2 separate regions of the Mus musculus genome follow, and region 2 is linked to region 1. The links are chromatin loops, found by intact Hi-C in ENCODE. Cell type or tissue: heart. All regions are shown on one strand. Links, peaks and the distances in the headings refer to the core of each region. The heading gives the core; the rest is flanking DNA.

Evidence for each region. Peaks named below come from ENCODE experiments on the same cell type or tissue, not always from the same donor. Only the 100,000 strongest peaks of a DNase experiment are listed, where the experiment ranks them.
Region 2: a loop joins it to region 1, with 2.1 times the contacts of the local background. A loop is called at or near these places in 4 of 42 quality-filtered maps.

The regions. Positions count from the first base shown.
Region 1 is chr19:8,958,443-8,973,273 of GRCm38, forward strand. It overlaps Tut1 (terminal uridylyl transferase 1, U6 snRNA-specific), which reads left to right. Exons shown (of 9, transcript NM_197993.3): 3 at 645-960; 4 at 1,301-1,401; 5 at 3,902-4,380; 6 at 5,578-5,687; 7 at 5,822-5,932; 8 at 6,119-6,211; 9 at 6,592-7,768. The coding sequence ends at 7,718. Eef1g (eukaryotic translation elongation factor 1 gamma) reads left to right here and starts at 8,599. Exons shown (of 10, transcript NM_026007.4): 1 at 8,599-8,783; 2 at 9,774-9,932; 3 at 10,720-10,783; 4 at 10,922-11,064; 5 at 11,402-11,545; 6 at 14,065-14,194; 7 at 14,462-14,666. The coding sequence starts at 8,772. In heart, for the core only: no CTCF peak of the experiment used is centred there; DNase peaks (open chromatin) are centred at 6,830, 7,499 and 8,589; H3K4me3 peaks cover 3,631 bases; H3K27ac peaks cover 3,853 bases.
Region 2 is chr19:8,865,179-8,880,009 of GRCm38, forward strand. It overlaps Ubxn1 (UBX domain protein 1), which reads left to right and starts at 6,370. Exons shown (of 9, transcript NM_001362044.1): 1 at 6,370-6,578; 2 at 6,681-6,734; 3 at 6,830-6,936; 4 at 7,040-7,109; 5 at 8,336-8,527; 6 at 8,617-8,668; 7 at 8,961-9,077; 8 at 9,982-10,174; 9 at 10,344-10,488. The coding sequence starts at 6,520. The coding sequence ends at 10,393. In heart, for the core only: no CTCF peak of the experiment used is centred there; a DNase peak (open chromatin) is centred at 6,313; H3K4me3 peaks cover 2,134 bases; H3K27ac peaks cover 2,002 bases.

The DNA.
Region 1 (14,831 bases), core at 4,201-12,200:
AACTGATGGTTGTGACCTGCCATGGAGGTGCTGGCAACCAAACCTAGGTCCTTTGAAAGAGCAATAGGTGCTCTTAACCTCTGAGCCATCATCACTCCAGCTCCTTGTGTAGTTACATTTTATTTGTTTTGTGTGTGTGTGTGGTAGGTGAGCAGGGGGACATGTATGGCACAGATAGAGAAGTCAGAGAATAACTTTCAGTAGTCAGTTGTATTCTTTCACCATGCGAGGCCCAGAGAGCTCATCTCACCAGGCCCTGCTTCTCCCCTGGGATTACAGGCATGTGCCACCAAGCATGGCTTGATGGATCTTATTTTAACCTCTGAAATTAAGTTACTGTCAAGTGTAGAAGGCAAGAGATGAAATTGTAATTGGCAGCCTGGAATAAAAATGTATGGGATAAGGGTGACGACGACGATGACGACGATGACGACGACACATCTGAGTATGTTCCCTCTTACAAAACAAGTAAATATTCCCAGTATATGGGCTGGTTCCCATTTCAAAGATTCTCATCTACTGTTAAAACATATGTTTGGATTTGTTGTTGTTGTTTTGAGACTTTTTTTTTTTTTTTTTTTTTTTTTTTGGTTGGATTTTTGGTTGCCAAAGACCATCATCTTTGCTCTCATGTGGTTTTCCAGGGGGTGTTTGCCATCGTGGAGATGGGAGACATAAGTGCTCGGGAGGCTGTCTTATCACAGCCCAAGCACAGCCTTGGGGGACATGGACTTCGAGTCCGGCCAAGGGAGCAGAAGGAGTTCCAGAGCCCAGCTTCCAAGTCTCCCAAAGGAGTGGACTCAAGTAGTCACCAGCTGGTCCAAGCACTGGCTGAGGCTGCGGATGTGGGGGCCCAGATGGTGAAGCTTGTGGAACTGAGGGAGTTGTCTGAGGCTGAGCGGCAGCTTCGGAACCTTGTTGTGGCCCTGATGCAGGAGGTCTTCACAGAGTTCTTCCCTGGTGAGTCCCCTGTTGTAATCTGAGCTTTCTCTTACACCTCTGTCAGTCTCCATCTCCTATTTTTGAACCCTCCCTAAGCTGTAGGTATTTCGTTTCTTGCTCTTTTGTCTTTGTAGTTGAGTATGTTCTTGAATGGGGAGCTCCCTGTCCTTTTACCGCTCTTTATTCTATGTTCAGACGAGTGGCACACATGCTTATGGAGGTGAGAGTGACTTTCAGGAGCTGGTTCTCCTTCTCCTGCACAGGTCCTGGGGTCAGACTCAGCTTATCAGGTCTTTACCTTCTGAACCATCTTGCCAGCCCCCTAGTACCTTTTTTATCTTTATTTTTTGGTACCCAGGCTGTGTGGTCCATCCTTTTGGCTCTACTGTAAATAGCTTTGATGTTCATGGCTGTGATCTCGACCTCTTCTTGGACATGGGTGATATGGAAGAGACCGAGGTGAGTGAAGGGGAGCATGCAGTTGTGTGACTTCAGACAGATGCTTTACCTAAACTCATTTTAGTCTCAGGTAGACATGATGGTTCTTAACCCGAGGCCTTCCTGTACTTGTGAGAATGTGGATATGGATGGATGTTCATTAGAGAGAGTGAAAGATAACAGTGTCACAGGAAGATAGACATTTCTAAAGTCTGTGTTACTGCCGGGCAGTGGTGGCGCACACCTTTAATCCCAGCACTTGGGAGGCAGAGGCAGGCGGATTTCTGAGTTCGAGGCCAGCCTGATCTACAGAGTGAGTTCCAGGACAGCCAGGGCTACACAGAGAAACCCTGTCTTGAAAAAGCAAAAGTCTGTGTTACTGGTTTTGTTGTTATTTGTTTGGTTTTTTGAGACAAGAGTTTCTCTATGTAGGCTGGCCTCAAATTCTGAGATTCAGAGATCTGTATGCCTCTGCCTCCTGAGTGCTGGAATTAAAGGCATGTGCCATCACCATCTGGCCTAATGGGTTTTTGTTTTTGTATTTTTTGAGGCAGGGTCTCACCATGTAGCTATGGCTGCCTTGGAACTTGCTATGTAGACCATGCTGGCCTCCTGGAGACCTTTTATTAGTTATGAAAGCTTGTCCTTAGCTTAGGCTTGTTCCCAACTACCTCTTAGATTAAACTAATCTCCATTCTGCCACGTAGCTTGTTATTTCTTGAGTACTAGCACCTGTTTCTTATTCAGTGTCTGACTGGCAAATCCCTCTTGCTTAATTCTTTCCCAGAGTTCTACTTCTGCCTGGAAGTTCTATCTATTTTCTCTTGCTTTGCTATAGTCCATTGAGCTCTTTATTAAACCAATCAGAAGGTGTTGAAGAGAGTGTGCACAAAATATGATGCAGCCATAAGAATAACAGTATCAAAGTGCAGCTTGTACTCTGTGTGGTACAGAAATCAGCATTTGAATAATACAGAGATAACCTTTCCACAGTGCACAAACATATCATCCCAACACACCACAGCCTCCCCGATTCTGTGGCTCTTACTATCTTTATTCAGTTCCTTCCTTCACAATGTCCACCGAGCCTTAGGTGCAGGAGTGTTCTGTAGATGGGACTGGGCTCCACAATTCTGCATTTTCATTAGCTGTGCTTTTCTGTAGTGATCTCTGTCTATTGTAAAAAAAAGTTTCCTTGATGAGGGGTGAAGTCAGTACTTCCTGTGGTTATAAGCACAAATGTTTAAGATTGTTGTTAGGGGGCTGGAGAGATGGCTCAGAGGTTAAGAGCACTGACTGCTCTCGCATAGGTCCTGAGTTCAATTCCCAGCAGCCACATGGTGGCTCACAACCATCTGTAATGGGATTTGATGCACACTCTACCGTGTACTCATATAAATAAATACAAAAATAATATTTAAAAAATGATTGTTAGGGATTATGCTGGTTTTATAAAGTAGTGGTTGTTGGTTCTCTTCAAGATCCATGACTTCATAGCACCAAGTAGGTAATCTGTTTCCATTCTCAGGCATGGTTATCCTCTGGTTGAGCAGGTGTTAAGTCCAATTAGAAAGCTGCCAGTTACTGTCAAATATGTGTGTCACTACTGCACTCTTAGGGGTATTATGCTATGTTGGTTATTGATGTTGTTCCATAGGCATCGATAGCAGGTTAAGGGTGTTTGTCGCCTTGTTCCTTTGGAAGTTTGACTGATATCTTCTGGTACCATGAATGCTAGTCTTCACAGAGGAAGCATTCAGGTCATTTCCAGCTCAGGGGTTTCTGGGCTCTATTCCTGAAATCCATAATGTCTTCTGCAGACACTGGGTGTTGGGGGGGGCAATTAAGGACAGCAGCAATAGGCTGTATGCTTTAGTAGTCTTTTGGACAGCCTTGATTGTCAGACTAATTTAAAGCATGACTCTAAATCTCTGGGAGGCTGAGGCAGGAGGATTGTGAAAAGTTGGAGGCCATGGGGGTGGAAAGAAGTCTCTGAGAACACCGGCTGCTCTTCCAGAGGACCAAGGATTGGAGTCCCAGCACAGACACTTCCATTTGCAACTGTCCATAATTCCAGTTCCAGGAGTCTGATGCCCTTGCTTGGCCTTCACAGGCATTGCGTGCATGTGGTGCAGACATATATGCAGGCAAAAAAGCGAAGACGTAAAAGGAAAGGGAAAAGTCTTAAGGTCAGTCTGAGCTGTGTGTACACCTTGTTTCTCTTGTTTGTTTGAGACAGGGCTTCTCTATGTAGTCCTAGGTGTCCTAGAACTCACTATGTAGACCATGCTGGCCTCCAACTCACAGAGATCCTTCTGCCTCCTGAATGCTGGGATCAAAGGCATGTACCACCATTGCCTGGCTTCAAAGGACTGTGGAGAATGAGTTACATAAATGAGTTATGTAAGGCTGCAGAGTAAAGCCTGTACATAGAAGGTGAAGGAGGAGGAAGAGGAGGAGGAAGAGGAGGAGGAGGAGGAGGAGGAGGAGGAGGATTCATTCCCTTTTATCTCCATTACAGCCAGACCCAAAGGCTCCAAAGGTTCCAGAGACTTCATCCTTGGACTCAGCCCTTGCTTCTTCCCTGGATCCTCAGGCGCTGGCCTGCACCCCAGCTTCTCCTCTAGACTCACTGTCTCCAACTTCTGTTCAAGAGTCTGAGTCCCTGGACTTTGACACCCCATCTTCTCTGGCACCACAGACACCCGACTCTGCTTTGGGCTCTGACACTGTCACCTCTCCTCAGTCTCTGCCTCCAGTTTCACCACTGCAGGAGGACAGGAAAGAGGGGAAACAGGGGAAAGAGCTAGAATTAGCAGAAGAAGCCTCAAAGGACGAGAAGGAGGAGGCAGCAGCAGTGTTAGAGCTGGTGGGATCTATTCTCCGTGGCTGTGTCCCTGGAGTGTACCGAGTCCAAACTGTGCCCTCTGCCCGGCGTCCTGTGGTCAAGTTCTGTCATCGGCCTTCAGGTCTTCATGGAGATGTATCCCTCAGTAACCGGTACTTTTGTGTGGGGTTGAAGGCTGGCTCTAAGGTCTGGGGTATATGAGGAGGGGGTCCTGATGTGGACGAGCTTATGCCTGCTGAATTTGTTTTTCTTCTTTGGTTCAGTCCTCCTTTCTTCCACGAATGTCACCTCCTACCTGGCTTCCATTTCAGTGTTTTTTTTTCCTTTGGAATACTTTGTGCGTTTGAGTCAGAGTCTTGCTCCATTGTCCAGACTGGCCTCAAGCCTGTGATTCTCCTGCCTTAGCTTCCTAACTCCTGGGGTTACAGGCATGTGCTGCTATGCTTGACTCTGCAGTACTGCTTTTTGTTGTTGGTTTTGTTTTTTTGAGACAGCCTGTGTTGAGACAGGCTAACCTTGAGCTCATAGGCCTTTGCCTCCTCCTTTGGGGTTAAAAGCGTAGGAAAGAGTTCTGTAGCTACAGAAACCTAGGAACTGTTAGGTTAAAAGTAAACAGGGTTTTCCTTCACTATTTTTCCTTCCCTACTCCATGCTTTGTTTCTTTGTATATTAAGAGCTTTGCAACCAAATGCCTTCTCTTGAACCCCATAAAAGGAGGCCACAGATTATAACTGGGCCTCCGAATACTCTCATTCATGTGGCCCGCATATTTCTTTCAGATCTGTATTATCACTTTGCATTGAATAAACTATTCTTGCTACTATGCTTCTTATATTTGTGTCCGCATCTCATCTTGAGTGTAGTCAGAGAATGACGTGTGGGAATCAGTTCTCTTCCTTGTAACATAATTCCTAGGGATTAAACTGAGGGCGTCAGTCTTGGTGGCAGACTCTTACCCACTGAGCCATCTCACTGGTCCTGTGTCTCTGAGGCAGTGTCTCTATATTCCTATTCAATCTCTTGAGTATTGAAATTATAGGCACGTGCTACTACACCTGGCCGTTGAGCAGTCCTATATAAATAAACAACATGTCTTATGAATGGTGACAGTACAGGGTGAGCATTTGGAATGTAGTATTGCCTAAGGTTCAGTGGATACATATTCCCCCCTACCTCATCCCTAGGCTCAGGATACAACACAGGGCTTTATCAGTGCTAGGTAAATGTCCCACCACTGAGCCACATCCCTAAGATCCATTTAATGTTCTTTTGCATACTCCCTCATAAGATCATTATGTCAGTAGAACTTTGGGAAAATTTCTAACACCTTTGCTTCTCCATTGTCCTAGGTTGGCCTTATATAATTCACGTTTCCTGAATCTCTGCTCTGAGATGGATGGTCGAGTCCGGCCCCTTGTGTATACCTTACGCTGCTGGGCTCAGCATAATGGGCTGTCAGGTAAGAATGAGAACAGACTTGGCCCAAGTTTGTGTCAGGCAAAGGCAGGGATTTAGCAAGAAAAAAAGAGGTGGGCACAGAAACCAGGGCTTGTAAATACTTCTTCCTAACTTGAATTATTGGTTATTATCCAGGAGGTGGCCCCCTTCTCAATAACTACGCCTTGACGTTGTTAGTGATCTACTTCCTTCAGACCAGAGACCCTCCAGTACTTCCTACTGTGGCCCAGCTTACCCAGAGAGCAGGTACTGCAGAACGGCCTCTACTGTCATGACCTCAGCTTCATCTCACCCCTTCACACTTCAGAAGCCCCGAGATGAGATCTCTGGCTCTGCCCTTCCCAGAGATCAGAAGGCAGGCCCTCTGCCACCATCAATGGCAGACTCTGGGCTGACTGGCTCTGGGCTGACTGTCTCTTCTTACTGTCACAGGTGAAGGGGAACAGGTAGAAGTTGATGGCTGGGACTGTAGCTTCCCTAAGGATGCCTCAAGATTGGAGCCCAGCACCAACGTGGAGCCTCTCAGTGAGTCTGGGGAACCTGGTAGAAAACTGATTGTGATGACAGGCTCAAGAATAGGGGACATATACTTGTGTGCAAGGCATGCTCAAGAATAAGAGACATATATTATACTTGTGTGTAAGGCATGGTCTTCATAGTAGCCTATGGCAGCTGTTTTATGGATGGAAAAACACGTATCTTGGGCAGGCAAGTAAGAGGTGTATTCCCCAGTTTCCCTGCTCTCTAGGCCAAGCAGAAGCATCTGGGTCAGGCAGGGCATGGCTGGGTTTCTCAGGACACTTCTGAAGTCCTATGAAGGGAAGAGAGTCCCACTGAAGTAGCTGCAGGGATGTCCCAGTTATGGCTTCCAGGTGACCCCCTTTTTTCTAATCTGCCTCCATCAGGTTCCCTGCTGGCCCAGTTCTTCTCCTGCGTATCTTGCTTGGATCTTTCTGGCTCCCTGCTGTCCCTGCGGGAAGGTCGGCCATTGATGGTGGCAGAGGGCCTGCCTTCTGATCTCTGGGAAGGGCTGCGCCTTGGCCCCATGAATCTCCAGGACCCCTTTGACCTGAGTCACAATGTTGCAGCCAATGTGACCGGCCGGGTGGCTAAACGTCTGCAGAGCTGTTGTGGGGCAGCAGCCAGTTACTGCCGAAGTCTCCAGTACCAGCAGCGTTCCTCCCGGGGCCGGGACTGGGGACTGCTCCCGCTTTTGCAGCCCAGCTCCCCTAGCTCCCTGCTGTCTGCCAAGCTCATCCCCTTACCCTCTGCCCCCTTTCCACAGGTCATTATGGCTTTGGTGGATGTGTTAAGGGAAGCACTAGGATGCCACATAGAACAGGGAACCAAGAGACGACGGTCAGAAGGTGCCAGAATTAAAGACTCTCCCTTGGGAGGGGTGAACAAAAGACAGAGACTTGGTGGGCAAGAAAAGAGCTTCGAGGAAGGGAAAGAGGAGCCACAGGGATGTGCAGGGGACCACAGTGAAAATGAGGTAGAAGAAATGGTAATAGAGGTTCGAGAGACACCTCAGGACTGGGCCTTGTTGCACTCGGGACCACCAGAGGAGGAGTTGCCCCTGATGACTGCAAACTGTCTAGACAAGGCAGCTGAGCATAATCCCATGAAACCTGAAGTGGCTGGAGAAGGGTCTCAGGGTGAGACAGGGAAGGAGGCATCACACCCATCATCAGTGAGCTGGCGCTGTGCCTTGTGGCACCAAGTATGGCAGGGGAGGCGGCGTGCCCGGAGACGATTACAGCAACAAACCAAGGAAGAAGGTAGAGGAGGTCCCACCACAGGAGCAGAGTGGCTGGCAATGGAAGCTCGTGTGACCCAGGAACTAAAAGGACCCAATAGTGAGCAAGAGAGGCCGCCGGGGGAGCCCCTCCTCAGCTTTGTGGCATCTGCCTCCCAGGCTGAGCAGACACTCACTGTGGCCCCACTCCAGGACTCCCAAGGCCTGTTCCCTGGTCTTCATCATTTTCTACAGGGTTTTATCCCTCAAGCACTTAAAAATCTCCTCAAGTGAGGAACCAAACCTCAAAAACAATAAAGCTGCTAGTTTATTTCATACAGACATTTAATGTTCTTTTGCATACTCCCTCATAAGACCATTACGAGGTCTTTGTTTTCCTCCTGGTAACGCCTTTTTTCTTTGCCTCAATGTAGCTTCTGGCCTGACTACTCTAAAACAGTCCTATGACTTCCACTTCAGAGCTCTCCTTCCCACTTGCCAGCACTTTCCTAGGGAGTGCCACCTCCACGAGGCAAAGGCACTGATTTCTGAGAACAACCTTTGCCCACACGAGACTTGTCCTGCTGCTCCAGGTGATGGGAACCACAAATTTGGGTTTAGGGTTTGTCTTTTCTATCCTTTAACGTGAAAGAGAGTTCAAATTGCCCATAAGCTGGAGTCAAGATTTATTTTCAAATTTGGATATGTGTAAACTATTGTATCAGAACTGGGCTGCCTTACCCGACCCTCTGGGGCGCAGCCAAGCCTGAGTGGTGCTGGTGACGTGGCAAGTTGGTCCGTGCTGCTTTGTTGTGTAAGTTTTAACAGCACGGAGTTTAATCGGAGCAGACCTACTTTCAGATGTTTTCGGCCGTGGGCCCCAGCTGAACAGACAGACCCTTTACAGAAAAAACCCGAACAGGAACAAAAGGAATTCAGTAAATTGCCACCCCTTCCTTAAGGCAGTTCCTGTAGTTTGTCACGGGTTCCAGATACCAGCCTTCGAGGGGCGGTGCTTCCGCCGGGTTCTCACACTTTTCCCCTCCCTGGGTGAGCTCCGTCTCCTATCAGGCTTCCGATTGGTCGGCGACGCGGGCGGGGCAGGATCGTCCAGAGTTATACTACGCAGGCGCCCGCTCTCTGCGCTCCAGGCTGCGGGCCCCACCCCTCGCTTTTTCCAACTCAGCGGGGCTGTAGACGGAACTGTCGTGCGTATGCCTTTTATGCCGTCCTCGCTTTCCGGCCGCTGTTTCCACACTGCTCTCTCCTTTCCTCCTCCCTTGTCTCCTTTGCGGCTTACTTTGCGGCAGCACCGACAGCCCCACCCCCTTTCTCTGCGGAATCACCATGGCGGCTGGGGTAAGTTTGCCGGCTCCGGTGATTAGGGTCACCCTATCCACCGCCATCCTTTGCCTGAGTGGGGCCAGTCGGCGCCAGGGGAGTTTCAGACCCAAGCCGCGAGCCGATCTGGGGTTCACAAGCCGTACGGTCGGAGAGCATGGTTTCTAGGGCCTGGAGGGGAACTGAGGCTGGGGCTCAGAGGCTAGAGGTGGAACGTTCTGGGGTTGAGGAGAAAAAAGATGCTGGGTCTCCATTGTCTGGACCTTTAAAAAGTGTTTAACCTCACTGCCATTTTGAGGTGTGGCGTCTGAGCAGGTTGGTGGAACTTTTGCCACCGTTTTGTGGGACAACAACGAGGACGTGGAAAGGAGAGGGTCTTTGTGGGAAGGGGCGACTGGCACGTTGGGAGTTGACCTTCGGGGAGGTTTGGGAGCCAGAGGAATAAAGGGGGGGTGAAGTGAGCCCATATGGACCCTGCTGGTGAGATTTTAGTAGGGAGACAACTGGGAACTCACTGCAGGACAGGACCAGAGGGTTGCTAATTCGCCATGTGCAAAGAAAGGCATTTCAGGAAGAATAACTGATGAACATTAGAATTCAGCGTGTCGATTCTGAGGGGAACTTTGAAATCCCTTGGTCTGTGTGTGTGCTTTTGAAGTGATAGCAGCCTGGAAGTAGTTAGACTCCGGGTCACCGCCAATGAATGAAACAAGGGTTCTGGGAGAGATGGGTGTGAGTGTTCGTGTGTTTAGGCAGATGGGACCAGAAGTTTTGAAGGGAAGAATGCCTCTAGAGATGTCCTTAAGAGAGGTCACATCTGTCGGTAAGCTTTATTTAGCAGCTGGGATGTTCTTCTTGGTATTTCAGAGGACTCTGATTACATGGGGCATACTCGGTTCACTAGGAGTGAATCTAAGCTGTGCACATTGGAATTGCATGGAAGTGTGCGTGGGGAGTGGCATTCAGGGTTCCTTGCCTCTAGTCCATCCTTCACCCTTTCTCTTGTAGACCCTGTACACATACCCTGAAAATTGGAGGGCCTTCAAGGCCCTCATCGCTGCTCAGTACAGCGGGGCTCAGGTCCGCGTGCTCTCCGCACCACCCCACTTCCACTTTGGCCAAACCAACCGCACCCCTGAATTTCTCCGAAAATTTCCTGCCGGCAAGGTGAGTGGGGAAGCATCTGGGATCTCTAGAATTCCATTATTCTGGAGATGGCCCCCATGGTGTGTGTGTGTGTGTATTTATTTATATATATATTTTTTTAAAGAAATTTTAAGGGGCTAGGAATGTAACCTATTAAAGCCTCTGAACTTGACTGCCCAAAGGAAAAAAATAATTTTGAAAGCTCCCGGAGACCGAGGCAGGGAGATTGTGTGAAGCAAGCCTATAAGTATAGTAAGATCCTGTCTCCATTGTAATTATGAAGTTCCATTGTATTCACAGCTGTTCAGTGACTGTCAGGAGTTCCAGGCCTGGTTTATATTTGTAGGATAAAATGTATTTTCACCAGGTGTTATCTGTATGTATGTACTAAGTATGTCTTGAGAGTTGGATTCTTACCCCATAGAGCATGAGTAGAGCTAAATATCCAAATCTAAATATAGAGGCAAATGCTAAGTCTGGATGGCACCTAATGATTTGGGCAGTGAAGCTGTGGGATTGTTGGGTGGCATCCATATCTGAATTTGTTTATTTTGAGGTGGGGTCTCAGTAGCTTGCTGGCTGGTTTCAGACAAGGGTATGGGGCACCACACTTTAGCTATGTTTGAATTTCACCCTTGTGAATTCATATCATGAGGGATACTAAGTAATTTTCACTTCTGAGCTTGAGATGTCATGAATTAGCGTAGCAAGAGTTGTCTGTCTTAACATATTATTTAGAACAATTCAGCCTGGAGAATTGGCTACTGAGAAATCTCTGTGTTTATGTTTTCTGCTACTTTCTCCACAGGTTCCAGCATTTGAGGGTGATGATGGATTCTGTGTGTTTGAGAGCAATGCCATTGCCTATTATGGTAATTTGTGGGGATACAGGCGTGAGAGGGTATGGGGGTAAGGCTGTAGAAGCGGCTGTGGCGGACAAGGTGGAATCAGAGACCCGGCTTGGTTTTGGCATGAGGTCAAAGTTCTAAGCTCTATGTCTGCCTTTGCAGTAAGCAATGAGGAGCTGCGAGGAAGTACGCCAGAGGCGGCAGCTCAGGTGGTGCAGTGGGTCAGCTTTGCTGACAGTGACATCGTTCCTCCAGCTAGTACCTGGGTGTTCCCCACCTTGGGCATTATGCACCACAACAAACAGGTACGCTTTGGAACTTGGGGAGAAGCTGGGCCAGAGATAGAGTCAGAGCCTACATTTTGGGACTGGGAGACAGATGAAGGAAAAGATAGCAGGAGTGTGGGGGCAATGCAGACTAAAGTGGCTACCATCAGTATGGTGCAAATAAAGTCATGTTGATCATGAAGATATCTAACACGAGTGATTTCATTTCTGATAAGTTTCAACTGATTCTAGAGTCTAATGATAGAGGGTGGGGGTTGAGTCGATGGCTGGTTAAATGGCTTCTTTAGTTCTGTTGGTGGGGGGATCTGAGGAAAGGGACTTGGTACCCACTAAGCTTGAGTATTCAAAACAACAGGCCACTGAAAATGCGAAAGAGGAGGTGAAGCGAATCCTGGGGCTGCTGGACACTCACTTGAAGACTCGAACTTTTCTAGTGGGCGAGCGAGTGACACTGGCTGATATTACAGTTGTCTGTACCCTGTTGTGGCTCTATAAACAGGTAAGGTTTATATCCCATGTGACAGGGGTTAGACCTGTATTAGGGTAACCCTGTTTTTGCTTAAGACAGACCAGTAGTTAATGATTGTAGGGATCCCAACAGTGAGAACTGTGACTGTTTCCATCTTATTAAAGATGGATAAAGGCTGCGTGTGGTAGCTCATACTTGTGTAATCCCAGCACTTGAGATACTGAGACAGGAGGATCATTCTGGTTTAAGGCCACCCTAGGCTACATAGTGATATCAAAAATAGAAAGCAAAAATCAAAGATGTAAGAGACAGGGATAGTGACTGCAGCAGCGAGAGCTTTTGGAGGCAGATTCAGGTCTCTGTCTTAACTTCAGTGTTTAAAGATGCAGTGGTATAAGAATTCTCATAGTTATTTATCTGTGATAAGTCCAAGGTGGTATTCAGCTTATGTCTACATGTATTTGCATATGTGTGTGCATGCATGCAGATCCCAAGGAGCTTGAGTTACAGATGGCTGTGAGCTACTATGTGTGTGCTAGGAATCAAACCAGGTAGCCATCCCCAGCTGCCCCCAACCCCCATGTTTGTTTTTTTTTTTTTTTTTAATATTGTGTTGCTGATTTCTAGGCGGCAGCAGCTCTGGACCCATTCTGGTTCAGAATTACAGTCCAGTGAGAACAAAAAAAAATGCCATTGTTTGCCAGACTGGTGTGCCTCACAGGGTTCATTATAATCCTTCCATGGCCACAACACACAGCAAGTACATGTTCAAGTCACTGCAGAACTTGCGGTGCGTGACTAACTGAATTCTGTGATCTGTCTCCATGATTTACCCTTCTACCCACTCCTGTTTTGACAAAGTAGAAAATGACAGGGGCTGGAGAGATGAGTCAATAGTTTTAAAAAATGCTTGCTGCTCTTCCAGAGGACTCTGGTGGATTCTCAGCACCCACACGCTTCTCACAACTGGAACTCCATTTCCAGAAGATCTGATGTTCCAGCTTCCGTGAGCCCTAGGAATGCACGTGGTGCATAGACAAACGCACAGGCAAGACACCCAGATACAGAAAAGTACCAAACAGGAGCTTGTAAGATGGTAGTGTGGGGCAGGAGAGATGGCTCAGCACTCGAAGAGTTCTTGTTTTGCAGAGGCTATGTTTATTTCCCAATACACAAATGGCAGCTTAAAACTATATAACGCCAACTCGGGGAGCCGGTGTTTTATGATCTAAGTGGGCACAGATATACTTGGAAGAAAAGCACTAAAACATAAGAATGAATGTAAGTTTTTCAAGGACGAGGTTTGAAGGAAGGACTGTGTTGTGTCTGCTGGGCACGTGCTGTGTTGCTGCTCTATCTAGTCTTGGGTTGCTTGTGCCTTCTGTGTGTGTTAGAGTCGCAGTGCGGGGCTAGCGTGGAGCCCAGTGATTTACCTGGCATGCTTTATGTCCCATTCCTAGCATCACACACGAAGTATCTTTTTTTGGAGGGTTGTCATAGCAAAATAAGTGTGGTAGTCACCCCACTCTACCCCATTTGGGTGCTGATTTGGAACCCGGTGCCTTGACCAATGTCTGGGTCACCTGCTACTAAGCCACATTCCTAGCCCCCCCCGGTACTCTAGACAGGCTCTTCTTACAGCCTTTTCAATCTTTTTTGGGGGGGTGGGGGGGATAGGGTTTCTCTGTAGACCAGGCTGCCCTAAAACTCAGCTCTGCCTGCCTCTGCTTTGCTTTCTTGGTGCTGGGATTGTTGGCATGAAATTTTTAAAATTAAGAATAGATGAAAGAGGGGCTAGAGAGATGGCTCAGTGGTTAAGAGCGCCAGCTGCTTTTCCAGAGGTCCTGAGTTCAATTCCCAGCAACCACATGGTGGCTCACAACCATCTGTAATAGGATCTGATGCCCTCTTCTGGTGTGGCTGAAGACACACCAGTACTCACTTACATGAAATAAATAAAACTTTAAAAGAAAAGAATAGATGAAAGAGCAGAATATGAAATCATTAAGTAGCAATGGTGCATGAAGGACTGGGAACAGCCATCCTCGACTGAACTAAAGACGAGGGAGAAAGCGCCTATACTCCCAGCACAGCAGAGTGGAGATGGGAGGATCCTGATGTGAAAGGCTCACTTGGGTTATGTAATAAAGCTGACTGAAACACAGAGAATACTGGAAAGAGCTCAACAGTTATGTGGTTAAGGGCAATGGCCACCCTTCCGCCAGGGTTTAATTACCAGCACCCATATAATGCCTCAGTCATCTACAGCTCCATTTCCAAGGGATCCTGGCACTGTCTTACGGCCTCAGGGAACACTGCATGTATGTCGTATATGTGTATATGTAGGTAAAACACTCAATACACATAAAAGGAGTCTTCTTTGAAAACTTTTCTTTGAAAAGGAGTCTTCCTGGAGGTGTAGTCATTTAAGGTTCTGATGTGGCATGGAGAGGACAGTGGACCTGGAGGTAAGGGGCTTTTGCTGTGGTTTGAAATCTGTTCATGGCCTTTCCATTATTGATCTTGTTTCTGCCATTCCCTCTTGGCAGGTCTTAGAGCCTTCTTTTCGCCAGGCCTTCCCCAATACCAACCGGTGGTTCCTTACCTGCATTAACCAGCCCCAGTTCAGGGCTATCTTGGGGGAGGTGAAGCTGTGTGAGAAGATGGCTCAGTTTGATGGTAAGTCTGAAGAGACTGGGCATGTGATAGGGTCAGGGTCCAGTTGGCGCCTGTCAACCCTTTGACTTGCATAGCCTTGTTCACCCAGAGAACGTGGGTGTCACCCAGTAACTGACGTTTACATCAAACTGCAGTGCTGTGTGACGATGTGTGTTTTGCTTCTTGAGGCTTCTTAGGCTGTCCGAGCCATCACTTTCCCTGCCTGCTGCCGGGTTTGGGAGAAAAAAGAAAGAGGCTGTATGTTTACTTTCTTCCATCCTTTGCTAGCTAAGAAGTTTGCAGAGAGCCAGCCTAAAAAAGATACCCCAAGGAAAGAAAAGGGTTCACGAGAGGAGAAACAGAAACCCCAGGCTGAGCGGAAGGAGGAAAAAAAGGCAGCTGCCCCAGCTCCTGAGGAAGAGATGGATGAGTGTGAGCAGGCATTGGCTGCTGAGCCCAAGGCCAAGGACCCTTTCGCTCACCTGCCCAAGAGGTAAGCTGGTGCTCTTCTCACATCTAGGGCTACGATGTTAGGTTGTTACAATACTGATGGGTGTAAGTATAGTCCAGGTCTCATGTGTCCAGGTTGTGCTGAGGGTCTGAACTCAGTTCCTCATGCTTGCATAGCAAGCACTTTACCCACTGAGCCATGTCCTCA
Region 2 (14,831 bases), core at 2,578-10,577, 95 kb before region 1:
CTGCTGACTGGGCCTGGGCCTCAAGACCCCATACTATGTTAGAATCAAACTGGTTCCACTTTCTTTTTTTTTTTTTTTTTTTTTTTTTTAAAGATTTATTTTATTATTATGTGTAAGTACACTGTAGCTGTCTTCAGACACACCAGAAGAGGGAGTCAGATCTTGTTACGGATGGTTGTGAGCCACCATGTGGTTGCTGGGATTTGAACTCTGGACCTTCGGAAGAGCAGTCGGGTGCTCTTACCCACTGAGCTATCTCACCAGCCCCCTGGTTCCACTTTCAAACAGCTGTAAATAGGACGACCCTAAGCCCACACTGGGATATTTCCAAAGGAACCGTGCCTGCTTCATTCTACCAAGATACCTCCTAGAAAATTTTCTCTATGCAGATTCCTGTAGCCACACACAGTTGATCAACCCCAGAAATGGTAGATGAATGCATTTCCAGGCCCCTGAAACCACTTGGCTTGTTTGCTAGTATTTAACCCAGTGTGCTTTTGAGCTCTTTACAGTAAGGAGAGCACACTACTTTGCATCCTCATGTATGTCACACCTCAGATGTTTGTCTATAATGGAGAAGAGGACAGGGCCCTCTTGTGAGTGGTAAGCCATCCCTATTCTACCTGCTCTGTTGGTGGGGGTAGGTATCAAGGACTCTGTTACAGTTGGAACTACAGCACTAGTAATGGGGGACAAAAACTTTAAGAACCTCCATGGGGTGTACGTGGTGGTACATTTCTTTAGTCATAGCACTCAGGAGGCAGAGGCAGGCAGATCTCTGAGTTTGAGGCCAACCAGGTCTATAAAGTAAGTTCCAGGCTAGTCTGATCTACAGAGCTAGTTTCAGGATAGCCAGGACTACACAGAGAAACCCTGTCTTGAAAAACAAACAAACAGAAACCTTTATGGAATCCAGTGCTCAACCTGACACAGACCTGGGCCATCTACACATTTCTGCTTTCCATTGGAAGCCCAGACAGGTTCCTTAGCTGACAATCTACAGAATCAATCACACAGGGCTGGATCACCTTTTGATGAGACAAGGAGTTGTCTGAAAGGAGCTCTATGTATGGCACTGGGAGAAACTAGTTGCTTTCTATGTCAACCAGTCAGGGATAATTAGAGAGAAAATGTAGCTATGGTCAGAAATAACTTTCAGGAAAGAGAAAAGAGATGTCAAGAATCTAACAATTGGTACTAATCTTTGTTGTCCTGCTCCCCCTGGTTAACTGCTCTACTTATAGCCATGGCTGGGGCAGTGATCCTTTCACTTCTAGCGCTCAACATAGGAATGATAAGGACACAATGTATTTACAACTCCTTGCTCCAAGATGAGTCCATGATTTGATTCACGCCCATAAAACCAACACAGAATATAACAGGCCCTGGACTTTAGTAGCCCCTAATACCTGACCATTAATGAAGCACCATTCTGACCTTAAAACCCGGCATGCGGCTTAATCCAACAAAGCCTAGTCTATATCCAGTGTCCAGGAAAGCTCCTCAGTATACTAACCTTGCTTTTCGGCTTCTATAGTTTCACTTCTCACTAACAGTTCTTGCTAACTGAAGTATGTCAACCAGGATGTGTGTGTTTTTTGTTTGTTTTTTTTTTTGTTGTTGTTGTTGCTTTTTGTTTTGCTTGCCTTAAATGCAAAAAATAGTGGGGATACACAACTTGGGCAACTCCTTGTGTAGGCCATCAGCCAGCAAATGCTTTTTATTGGCTTTAATAGTCTGTGAGTCCTCTGAAGAAGTTATCTAAAACCAGTAGGCCTACTTCTTTCCTTTCTTTCCTTTCCTCTCCTTTCCTTTCCTCTCCTCTCCTCTCTCTCCTCTCCTCTCCTCTCCTCTCCTCTCCTCTCCTCTCCTCTCCTCTCCTCTCCTCTCATTTCCTTTCCTTTCCTTTTCTTTTTTTGGTTTTTCGAGACAAGGTTTCTCTGTGTAACCCTGGCTGGAGGCTGGATAAAGTCTCACTCTGTAGCCTAGAGTGGCCCTGAACTACTGATATACTCCTGCCTGTGTCAGCCACAAGTTTTTGGAATTATAGGTGTTAGCCACCATGCCTGGCTTAAAGCAATTTCTTTTGAGTAAACCCCTTCCTTCTTTTCTTCTTTTATTCCTTCCTTTCTTCCTTCTTCCCTCCCTCCCTCCCTCCCGCCCTCCCTCCCTCCCTTCCTTTCTTCTCACTGTGTAGCCTTAATTGGCCTGGAACTTGTTGGGTTGTTTTGTTTGTTTTGTTTTGTTTTTGTTTTTGTTTTTTATTTTTGTTGTTGTTGTTGTTTGAGACAGGGTTTCTCTGTGTAGCCCTGGCTGTCCTTGAACTCAGAAATCTGCCTGCCTCTGCCTCCCAAGTGCTGGGATTAAAGGCATGTGCCACCACTGCCTGGCATTATGTAGATCAGGTTGGCCTCCAACTCTTAGACATCTGCCTGGCTTAGTTACAGCTCTGAACACAAGTGTTTATTAAGGATTATTAAGAGTTATATAATAAGCCGGGAGTGGTGGCACACGCCTTTAATCCCAGTACTTGGGAAGCAGAGGCAGGCAGATTTCTGAGTTCGAGGCTAGCCTGGTCTACAGAATGAGTTCCAGGACAGCCAGGACTATACAGAGAAACCCTTTCTCGAAAAACCAAAAGAAAAAAAAAAAAAAAAAAAAAAAAGAAAGAAAGAAAGAAACTCTGTCTCAAAAAAACAAAAAACAAAAACAAAACAAAAAACAAAACAAACAAAAAAGAGGTATATAATAATAATAGCTATTATTGAAACTGATAACATATGTACTAAAGATTTTCATAATTATTACTTCTTACTTTATCAGAATCTCTACAATATACATACTAATAGCCATTAGGAAACAGACACAGAACGTTAATCTAAGGTCACAAAGCCAGGGAGTAGCCTAGTTAGGCTTTAACTTGGGCAAATGTTTACTGTGTTCTGTTGGGGTGACCTTCCTTACCTTGTATTGAGGTGTGTTTTTGTATTTTTAATTTTGTGCATGCAGAGAGCTAAATGCTGGCAAGATTTGGTATTGTCACTTCTATGGCTCATCACCGCTTTTCTATTTGTAAATGTCCTTTCAATATCTGCACAAAATGTGAAAGTCAGGCAACTCTTGTTGTCTAAAGGCAGTCTAAGAGATGGTCTGGCATTATCTAACCTCTGGTTGGTTATAATAAAGAGCTAACAGACAATAGCTGGGGCAGGAAGTACAGCAGCAGAACTTTCAGACAGAGAGACAAGGGACACAAGCATAGAGGCTGGAGATTCGAGGCAGACATGGGAGAAAAACGAAGGGAGACCAGAGTGAAACAGAAAGCTAAGAAGCTAGTCATGTAGCAGGGATACTGCCAGGAAAGTCAGGTTAGGATAAAAGCTAGCTGAGAGAATGAAAGACCCTGACAGAATGTAAAAGGTCAAAGAAGCCCTGAAATTGGCAAGATAGATGTCATTGATAGAGGCCTGAGCGAGGGACTCCTTTCAGAGCCTTTCAGTCTACCCCAGCATAAGGCCAACAGCTTTAAACTACATAGAAGTCTCCATGTCTTATTTATATTGTAAGCAGTTCCACAAAACTCTGCTGTACTGTCCTGTTGCCTTTCTTCTGGAAGACTGAAGAGAATTAGCTTTAAAGATGCGGCTCTTGCAGAGGACCTGGGTTCCAGACCAATTAGGGCTATATAGTGACATCACATCACAAAAACAAAGGAAAACATAGTGCGACCATGTCTCAAAACAAACAAACAAACAAACAAAACAAAAAACAAAAGGAAAAAAAGAAAAAGAAGGAAAACAGAAAGCCAAGCATGGTAAGTCACACTTGTCATCCTAATACTGAGGAGGTGGAAGCAGAACCGCCATGACTTGGGTTAGCCTGAGCAGAACCGTCATGACCCAGGTTAGCCTGAGCAGAACCGCCATGACCCAGGTTAGCCCAAGCAGAACTGCCATGACCCAGGTTAGCCTGAGCAGAACTGCCATGACCTGGGTTAGCCCAAGCAGAACAGCCAACTGGGGCTGCATATGAGCGCAGAAGATCCTGGCAGTAGAAGAAAAATAAACAAAAAAAGCGCAGGTGGTGGTGGCTCACCCCTTTAATCCCAACGCTTGGAAAGCAGAAATAGGTAGATCTCTCTAAATTCAAGGCCAGCCAGGGATACACAGAAAAATCCTGTCTTGAAAAACCGATGAAGAGAAAAAAAGAGCCATGTAGGCGATCAAAGCTCGGTAGTCTAAAGAAATGAGAAATGCTATAGAGCTACCTAAGGTGAGGGAAGAGTCAGGACATTTTGGGCAGAGAGCCGGTACTGCAAGCCCAGAGGACCAAGGCCTGTTTTATATCATGTACAGAGTAGCTGGACAAGACATTGCACAGCAACACTAGCACGTACATACTGTCCAGCCAAGTATCACTGTCACTATCACTTATCCTGCTCTCAAACTAAAACCGTGCACCAAGATCCCTTTGGCAATAGATCCCCTTCAACAGTGTGAGCAGGTCCAAGTATGAATTATCTATGGCTCCTGATAAACACTGCTGTACACCTTGATTTCAAAAGTTGTTTTGGGAGAGGGGATAGATGGGAGACAGGGTCTTACTATGTGAATCTGACTGTCCTGGAATTCCCTCTGTAGACCATACGGCCTTGAGCTCAGAGTTCAACTGCCTTTGTCACCCAAGTACTGGGATCAAAGGTGTGCACTACCACATCCAGCCTCATTTTTCCTTTTAGTTATGATCACATTTATTGACGTATGATGGAAGTGGAGCCTGCATGTCATCCTTGTTGGTTAAGCGTCAGGGGACAAAAGTACTACGTGGAGAAGCAGGTTCTCGTCTTCCAACGAGGGTTGCAGAGATCCAGCTCAGGTGTCTTACCAACTGAACCATCTCAAAGGCCTAAGATTTGGGTTTTTGAGGTCTCATAGAGACCAGGGTATTCTGAAATCAAGATTTAATTTAAGGGCGGCTCAGTGGTTAAGAGCACTGGCTGCTCTTCCGAAGGTCCCGAGTTCAAATCCCAGCAACCATATGGTGGCTCGCAAACATATGCAATGAGACCTGATGCCCTCTTCTGGTGTGTCTGAAAATAGCTACAGTGTACTTACATGGAATAAATATAAATCTTTTTTTAAAAAAAGAAAGGTTTTAAGATAGCTGGGCAAGCCAGGCGTGGTGAGACACCCCTTTAATCCCATCACTCAGGAGGCAGAGGCAGGTGGATTTCTGAGTTCGAGGCCAGCCTCATCTACAAAGTGAGTTCCAGGACAGCCAGGGCTACACAGAGAAACCCTGTCTCGAAAAACCAAAAACGAAAAAAAAAAAAAAAAAAAAAAAAAAAAAAAAGATAGCTGGGCAAGATGTTTCTGGCCTTTGATCCCTGCACTCTGGATGGCAGAGGCAGACTGATATTTGAGTTTGAGATCAGTCTCTAAAGCCAGATCCATTTAGAAAGTTCCAGAACAGCCAAGGCTTCATAATGAGATCTTGTCTCAAAAAACAAAGACAGTGATAACAATGATGATGAACATAGACTCAAGCATGCTAGACCAAATCACCACTAGACCTACTCCCTAGACTCTGATAAATAACTTACTAATAATATATATAAGAGTTATTCTCCTCCCAACTTCTTTTACATACATCACCGATGGGTGTGGTGGCACACAACTTTAGTCCTGGCACTTGGAAGACTGAGGCAGGCAGATTTTTCTGAGTTTGAGGCCTGTCTGGTCTTGGTGCCAAAAGACAGAAAGAGAAGTAAAAGAGAAAACGGAAAATTAAAAAATGCAAGGAGGTGGTGGCGACACACTCTGATCCCAGTACTGCGCTCCGGAGGCAGAGGCAAGTGGATCTCATTGGATTGCAGGCCAGCCTGGTCTACAGCGCGAGTTCCAGGACAGCCAGGACTATGCAGAGAAATCCTGTCTCAAAACACCAAAAGGAAAGAAAGAGAGAGAAAGACAGAAAGAGAGGGAGAGAGAGATAAACTTTTACTGTTTATCATGAACGCCCCGACTCGTGTGCTTAGGTCAGAGGACAACTAACAGGAATCCTTTTTCCTCTGTGCTCAACCTCGTGGGTCTTAGGAATCGAACTCACATAATTAGGCTTGAAGGCAGGTGCTTTTACCCGCCGATCCATAGCCAGGCTCTCTTTTAGAATCCTAAAAGCCTGCAAACCGGCTCAAGCCTGTCTGGAGCTTCTTCCCCGTGGGTGGGTCTCCTTCCTGTCAGTTGTCCCTCCTCAAAGTCCCCGCCCACCAGGAAGGACATTTCTGGCTCTCTTCGGCACCCGTCCACCCTGCCTCCACGTGACACAAACAGACCGGGCACTTCCGCTTCCCCTCCGCTCTCCCCACTCACTGTCTACTCCCCCCTCGTCCCTGGGTCTCCCGCCCCGTGAGTTAGCGAGCGCCGGGAGGGCGGCGTCGCGGGCGGAGTCGCCCCGGGCTGACCCTTGCGGTCTTCCTTCTGGTCCCCGCAGGTCCCCGCGGAGGCGGAGGCGGGCGCCATGGCGGAGCTGACGGCTCTGGAGAGCCTCATCGAGATGGGCTTTCCCAGGGGACGCGCGTAAGGGAGCCTCCCCCTAGCCGGTGGTGGGAGGCCGCGGGCCTGGCCGGCCTGACTGTCACCATGGCTGGTGGGCGCTATTCACGGTGTTTCTGCCCCCAGGGAGAAGGCTCTGGCCCTCACAGGGAACCAGGGCATCGAGGCTGCGATGGATTGGTGAGCGGGCGACCCGCACGGGTGGCGGGAGTTTGGGAGCCGCTGGGCAAGGTGGCCTCCAGGCTAACCAACCCCTGCCTACTTTCTCCGCGCAGGCTGATGGAGCATGAAGACGACCCCGATGTGGATGAGCCTCTGGAGACTCCCCTCAGCCATGTCCTGGGACGAGAACCCACGCCCTCAGAGCAAGTTGGCCCTGAAGGTCCTGACTGGGAGACATCTTGTGATTCTAGAGACCTTGAAAGGGCCCCGAGAAAATCAGAATGATCTTATTCTAAATACTAATCCTGGTTGCTTGTTTGCAGGCTCTGGGTCTGCTGCTGGAGAAAGCAGACCCATTTTGACTGAAGAGGAGAGACAAGAACAGACCAAGAGGTGACTGGCAAGTTCAGTGTGTGTGTGTGTGTGTGTGTTTTGTTTGGAGTCTGCCTAACTCTTGCCCAGGCTGAACTCCGGATCCTCCTGCCTCCGCCTCCAGAGTGCTGAGATGTGGCCTTCACTGTGCCTTGCATTATTTTTTTGAGACGCAGTCCAGCTGTGTACCTCAGGCTGCGCTGGAACCCCGTATGCGGCCTAGGCTAAATTCGAAGCCACATTCTTCTAGTGCTGGGATTACAGGCCTGGGCCACCATAGCCCAGTGACACACTTTACCAAGGGTCATGGGTCATCTTCCTTCCTCTCAAATACAAACAAGTCTGATCATAGAACCTGACCTTTCCGGTTTTGAGGGTGTGCTGCAAGTCACCAGGAAACATCTCACATAGCTCAGGACTGGTCTCAAACTCCTGTGTGGCTGCAGATTCCCCTGAAATCCCAACTCTCTTGCCTCTCCTTTGCAAATGCAGGGATTATAGATATGCATCACTATGCCCTTTCTTTAAAAACAAAACCAACAACAACAATAAGAAAAACCCACGCTGGGCGTGGTGGTGCACGCCTTTAATCCCAGCACTCGGAGGCAGAGGCAGGCGGATTTCTGAGTTCGAGGCCAGCCTGGTCTACAAGGTGAGCTCCAGGACAGCCAGGGCTAAACAGAAAAACCAAAAAAAAAAAAAAAGAAAGAAAGAAAGAAAAACCCACAAGGGTCTATGCATGATATATTGTGCTCTACCTTTAAACTACACTTTTTTTTTTTTTTTTTTGGCTTTGTTCTGTTTTTTTTTTTTTCTTCAAGCCAAGAGTCTCTATCCCTGACTGTCCTGGAACTGGCTCTGTAGACCAGGCTGGCCTCAAACTTGAGATTTACCTGTCTCTGCCTTCTGAACACTGAGAATAAAGGCGTGCACTGCTACCACCTAGCTTGTCCTCTTTGGTTTTTCAAGATAGGGTTTCTTTGTATAGTCCTGGCTGTCCTGGAACTAACTCTGTAGACCAGGCTGGCCTCGAACTCAGAAATCTGCCTGCCTCTGCCTTCCAAGTGCTGGGATTAAAGGCGTGTGTCACCAGGTCTGGCCCTGCTTGTCCTCTTTATATTACTGTTTTGGTTTTGTTTCCTTTCCTCTGTCTTGGAGCCCGTATTCCCTTATTTTGTTAATTTCTCAGTCTAAACTCACCTTCCCACTCCATGTCCAACTTTACCTCTTTCTTCTCTGCAAAACAGAATGTTGGAACTTGTGGCACAAAAGCAGCGGGAACGTGAAGAAAGAGAGGAGCGAGAAGCTTTAGAACGAGAAAAGCAGCGGAGGAGACAAGGGCAAGAGCTGTCAGTTGCACGACAGAAACTGCAGGAAGATGAGATGCGCCGGGCTGCGGAGGAGCGCAGGAGGGAAAAGGCTGAAGAGTTAGCTGCCAGGTCTGAAGTCTCATTGGTCGCTAATTGGGAAAGAAATGAAGATTTGCCTTGTCCATGTCTGACCTATTTTCTTCCTGTCTCTATTCTAGACAAAGGGTTCGAGAAAAAATTGAAAGGGACAAAGCAGAGAGAGCCAAGAAGGTGGGTGATTAGAAAGTCTGGGTATAGTGGAGTATGTGGGTTAATTTCCTTAAAGTGTGCTTAGCATGATTTTTTTGAGGCAATTTTACTCTAGCCCAGACTAGTGTCAGACTCATAGTATTCTCCTGCGTCAGCCTTCCAAGTACTCTAACTAAAAGCTGTGAACTGCCAAACCTCTGTGTGTGTGTGTGTGTGTGTGTGTGTGTGTTTGGCCCATGTACTGGAGGGTGACCCTTTATACATGCTAGACTAGTGTGCTCCCTCTGAGGTAGTGTTCCATTTTGTCTTTCAGTATGGTGGTAGTGTGGGTTCTCGGTCATCCCCACCAGCAACAGACCCAGGTCCTGTTCCTTCTTCTCCCAGCCAGGAGCCCCCTACTAAGCGGGAGTATGACCAGTGTCGTATACAGGTACTGTTTTCAAGTGACCGTCTTGCTTCTGGAATCCCGTGTTGGCTTATAAAGTGCCAGACAGCCCAGAGCTGTTCACGCTTAAGTCCCCTTTGCCAAATCTCTCCCTTCTTTGTACATGACTTTTGAAATCCTATCTCCTCTACTCTTTGGAAAGATCAAATTTCACCTGCCCATCTTATTTAAATCCTTACTTCATCCTTACTAAGCAGTTTTAGATTCATTACACAGCTATTTTCATAATATGGTCCTCACAGTGACTTTTAAAAGTAATTCCATCTTGTCTTGTGAGGTATCGAATCCATTACCATCACCTGCTGCGGTGGAGCATGAGTGGTTGTTCATCGGGTCCTTTAAGTAGTATTTGTCCTGGTTCAGATGCTCCAAGGGAAGCAGAGCCAGCTCTAGTACCTCCTTTCCTTTCTTGGGTACTTCAGACAGGGTTTCACTACGTAGACTAGACTGGTCTTGACTTTTGAGCTATCCCTGCCCTCTGCCTAAGTGCTAGGATTACAGGCATGTGCCACCACTCTGCTCTATTTTATTCTTGGGCCTGGGTCCTGCTACACAGTCCTGGCCTGGAGTTCACTATGAAGATCAAGCTGACCTCTAGCTTCTGGTGATCTTCCTGTTTCTTCTGTGTGCTGTGACTATAGGCATTGCCATTATCTGGCCTCACCCTGCTTAGTCATAGTTCTGTTTTAAGACAGGGGCTTGTGTGTGTACCTGATGCCAGCCTTGAATTTGTTCTTCCAGCCCTGAAGCTGTGTAAACCAGGCTTATCTTGAGAAATCTGCCTGTGCTGTTAACCCTAAGTGCTGAGGCTTTAGGCATAAGCCACCCCATACTTAGTCCTCACTCAGTTTCAGTGCTCATAGTACTGCATCTTTCTCTTGCCTTTTAGGTTAGGCTGCCTGATGGGACTTCACTGACCCAGACTTTCCGGGCCCGGGAACAGCTGGCAGCTGTGAGGCTCTACGTGGAGCTTCACCGTGGGGAGGAGCCTGGACAGGACCAGGACCCTGTGCAGTTGCTCAGTGGCTTCCCCAGACGGGCTTTCTCAGAGGCTGATATGGAACGGCCTCTGCAGGAACTGGGTATGTTATGTGAGACCAGGAGTTAGCGCTTAAAGGAATGAGGGGCAGTTGGGGTGGATAGGGTGGGTAGTCAGTTGGGATAGAAGGGGTTTAATGGACTCATACTATAGAGTCCAGAAATTTGAAGGCCCTAAGTATCCTTGTAATTCAAACTCTTTTCCATCTTTAGGACTCGTGCCTTCTGCTGTCCTCATTGTGGCCAAGAAGTGTCCCAGCTGAGGGTTCTCCATCCCACCATCTCTTTCTAACCTCTTCATCTTTGATAAAGCACTGACGTTTCCTTCCTAATAAATAGACCCTTTGAGTTCTGTATATGCCTGGCTCCTTCCAGAACTGCCTTTCTGAGAAGGGCAATATGAGAAGATAAAGGGAGGGCAGTTAAAGTAGGACCTTTTCAGTTTGCAATAGGTTTGTCTAGGATTGACTAGCTGCTTAGCAGTGGGGGGATTTATATGGCACCTGTTATTCATAAGCATGTACAAGCACTCGAATTAAAAAAAATCTTAAAAGGTGTTTTGAGGGGCTGGAGAGATTGGCTCAGTGCTTAAAAGCTCTATTTTTAAGATTTATTTATTATATGTAAGTACACTGTAGCTGTCTTCAGACACTCCGGAAGAGGGCATCAGATCTCATTACGGGTGGTTGTGAGCCACCATGTGGTTGCTGGGATTTGAACTAAGGACCTTCAAAAGAGCAGTCAGTGCTCTTAACCTCTGTGCCATCTCACCAGCCCAAGAGCTCTATTCTTGAGGAAGACCTGAGGTCAATTCTCTATACCCACATGATGGCTCATAACCATTTGTAACTCCAGTTCCAGAAGTTGACACCTGACTTTCATGGGTACGTGATACACATATATACATGCAGCCAAAACACAAATGCATTTTATAAAAAATTTTTAAGCTGGGCGTGGTGGTGCATGCCTTTAATCCCAGCACTCGGGAGGCAGAGGCAGGCGGATTTCTGAGTTCAAGGCCAGCCTGGTCTACAAAGTGAATTCTAGGACAGCCAGGGCTATACAGAGAAACCCTGTCTCGAAAAACCAAAAAAAAAAAAAATTTAAGCTGGGTGTGGTGGTGCACACCTTTACTCTCAGCACTCAGGAGGCAGAGGCAGGTGGATTTCTTCATTTTCAAGCTAGCCTGGTCTACAGAGTAGTTCCAGGACAGCCAGGGATACAGAGAGACCCTGGCTTGAAAAAATGAGTACTGTATACATACCACACTTTTTGCAGTATTGGGGATTGAACCCAGGGCTTGATGCTTGTTGAGAAAGCACTTAGCTGTATCCCCAAGTTACTTTTTCATGTAGGGTCTTAACTGTATTTCTCAGGCTGGCCTTGAACTTCTGTTTCTGCCTTGGCCTGCTGGGATTCCAGGTCCTATAGTCAAAAGTGCTTCATGTGTATATATTAAGATATAAAGACTATTGTGGTCAAGTTTAATATTTTAGATCAGACCAGCACATTACAGGGTGTGGTCCAGTCTGACATTGGTCACAAATATAAGAACCTTTACACCCACTTGGGAAGCCTAGGTCGGGTGTTTTTGTTTTGTTGAGAAAGGGCCTCTCTGTAGTCATACCGTCTCCTGAGAGCTGGGATTAAAGGTGTGTGTCTCCATGCCCTGCTTGGCTCAAGACCTTATCTGCCAGATTTATGGTGTGTTTTCCACTGCCCTAGTGTCTGTCAAATCTCTGCTGACTTGTCCTTATTCCTGGGTGCAGAGAAGAGGCCACAATTCATAAGAGGCCGTTAATAACACCTGTGTAAAGAAAGTAAATAAATAGGCCAGGCTGTGGTGGTGCATGCCTTTAAACCTGGCACACAGCAGAGGCAGGCCGCACAAGGTTACACAGAGACCTTGCCTTAAAAACATACACGGAGCTGGGCTTGGTGGCGCAAGCCTTTAATCCCAGCACTTGGGAGGCAGAGGCAGGCGGATTTCTGAGTTCGTGGCCAGCCTGGTCTACAGAGTGAGTTCCAGGACAGCCAGGGCTACCCAGAGAAACCCTGTCTCAAAAAACAAACAAACAAACAAACAAAAAACATACACGGGTAAATATAAGTTGACACTAGCAGCTAGAACAAACTCTGGTGTTCACTTCTGGGTTTGCACCACAGAAACATTAAGTGTTATGAGACAGACAAATGTATCCCAAACTGACTTTGGACCTGCTATGCAGCCATATACTTTTTGAACTTTTGATTTTTTTTTCCCCCCTGGTTTTCGCAGACTGGGTCTCAATGTATAGCCCTGGCTGTCCTGGAATGTTCTGTGGAGACTAGGCCTCTTTCTCCCAAGTGTGTACTACCATGTTGGACCCTGCTTGTTGTCTGCTGCTGCTTCCACTATCCCCAGTGCTGGCATTACCAGCATACCATTCCTAAATTATGGGGAATCAGACTTGCAATTTGATGTATGATAGCTGAGTATTCAAGCAGGTGAGTCCTATCTCTAGCCACAAAGATATTTTCAGCTGCTACTGTTTGAAAATTACAAGTTCTAGAATACAAAAATGAAGCTAGTAGTAGCACAAGCCTGTAATCCTACCCAGCATTTGAGAGGCTGAGATCAGATGACTGCTTCAAGTTCAAAGCCAGCCTGGGCTACATAGACATAGAAAAGAACCTTCAATGAAAAATGTGTTGTAAAAATATACATAAATCCATATTCACACACACACACATATATATGTATATGTGGTAGAGGTGGGTCTCATCGATGGGTAATGTTTTTCTTTTGTTTTGTGTTTTTGTTTTTTGAGACAGGGTTTCTCTGTATAGCCCTGGCTGTCCTGGAACTCACTCTGTAGACCAGGCTGGCCTTGAACTCAGAAATCCGTCTGCCTCTGCCTCCCAAGTGCTGGGATTAAAGGTGTGTGCCACCATGCCTGGCTGATGGATAATGTTTAATAGCATGCCCAAGGTGCTGGGGCTTAATTCTCAGTAACAAACCAAAAAAAAAGATTTGTGACATGGTTAATCCCTGTAGTTCCAGCTGCTATGACTTGCTTGCTTGGCTTTTGTGCCACCAGGCCTGCTTCAATGGTTTGTGCTCTCAGTGACATTTCCAAAATATACTTTAACTGGTTCAGACACTGAAAGAATAATACTATAGTGAAATCCTGGAGGATGAGGAGCCATTTGTTTGTTTGTTTGTTTATGGCTATGCCTGTGGAGGTTAGATGAAACAGAAGTCAGATCTCTCCATCCACCATACGGCTTCCAGGGGCTGGATTTAGGATTTATGTCTTCAGGCTTAGCTTAAGAAGTTTTTACCTATAGCCATTCAACAGCCCATCACTTCACCACACAGTCATTCACAGCTGCGGTGGTAGGGTCTCCACTCTAATCTAGGACAGCCTGAGACATACTCTATAGCTTTGAACATGTTAAAATTCTGACTCAGACTCCAAGTGCTGAGACTGAGGCAGAAGCTACCATGTACTGCTCCATTTTTCAGCTTTTTTTTTTTCTTACCCGTTTTGAGATAGTTTCTTTCTGTTTGTTTTTTGAAGCAGGGTTTCACTGTGTAATCTTAGCTGTCATGGAACTCCTCCCTTAGTACACCAGCTGGCCTTGAGCTCAGATATATGCCTGCCTCTGCCTCCTGAGGTCCCCCTGGTCAGTTAAGACCTCTAATGGACAGAACGAGACCTTGGTTTGTTCTTCAGAGGGGGTTTCACTCTCTTGGCAGGTCTGGAATGTACTGTGTAGACCAAGCTGGCCTCTTACAGATACCTGCCTGCTTGCTTCTGTCTCCCAAGTGCTGGGGCTAAAGATGTACAATATTCATACTCAGCTCAAAGAGGGTTTTTGTTTTGTTTTTTTCCCGAGACAGGGTTTCTCTGTGTAGAGCTGGCTGTCCTGGAACTCACTCTGTAGACCAGGCTGGCCTCGAACTCAGAAATCCGCCTGCCTCTGCCTCCCAAGTGCTGGGATTAAGCGTGTGCACCACCCACCTAACTCAGAGGTTTTGTATCATGTAGTTGTATTTATTTTCCTTTTCAGGTTGTCTCCTTGTATAGGAGCCCAGCCTTGTCTTGAACTTGCTATCTTTTTTTTTTTCCTGCTATTCTTTTGAGATAGGGTTTCTCTGTGTGTCCTTGACTGTCCTGGAACTCTGCTCTGTAGACCAGGCTGGCCTTGAACTCACAGACATCCATTTGCCTATGTCACCACCTCTGAGTGCTGAGATTAAAGTCTAGAGTGAAAGGAGTGTGCCACCACCACCAGGCTAAAATTGCTATCTTCTTACCTCACCTCCCTGAGTCCTGGGGTTATAGGTGTGTGTCGTGCTATGTTTGGATTGACATGCAGTTCCAGTAATAGTAAGTCGGATTCTCTTAAGAGGCTTGAACCAAAGTAAATAGTAAAGAGGAGGCATTGGAACAGTCAAGAAACCCTTCTCCAACTTTGCTTAAAGGACAGAAGTCCTGTTAGTATTCACTGCAAACCTAATATTCAAGGACTACTCTAATTTGAAGACTGTGGCTTGGAGCTGGGCGTGGGATTTCACTCCTTTATCCACAGCACTTGGGAGTGGAGGAAGGATGCTGTCTCAAAGAAGAATTTGTCTAGGTAACATGGCTCAGTGGGTGAAATCGTTTTGCCTACAAGCTGGATAGAGTGTATAAATAGAGATGGTCTTTCCAA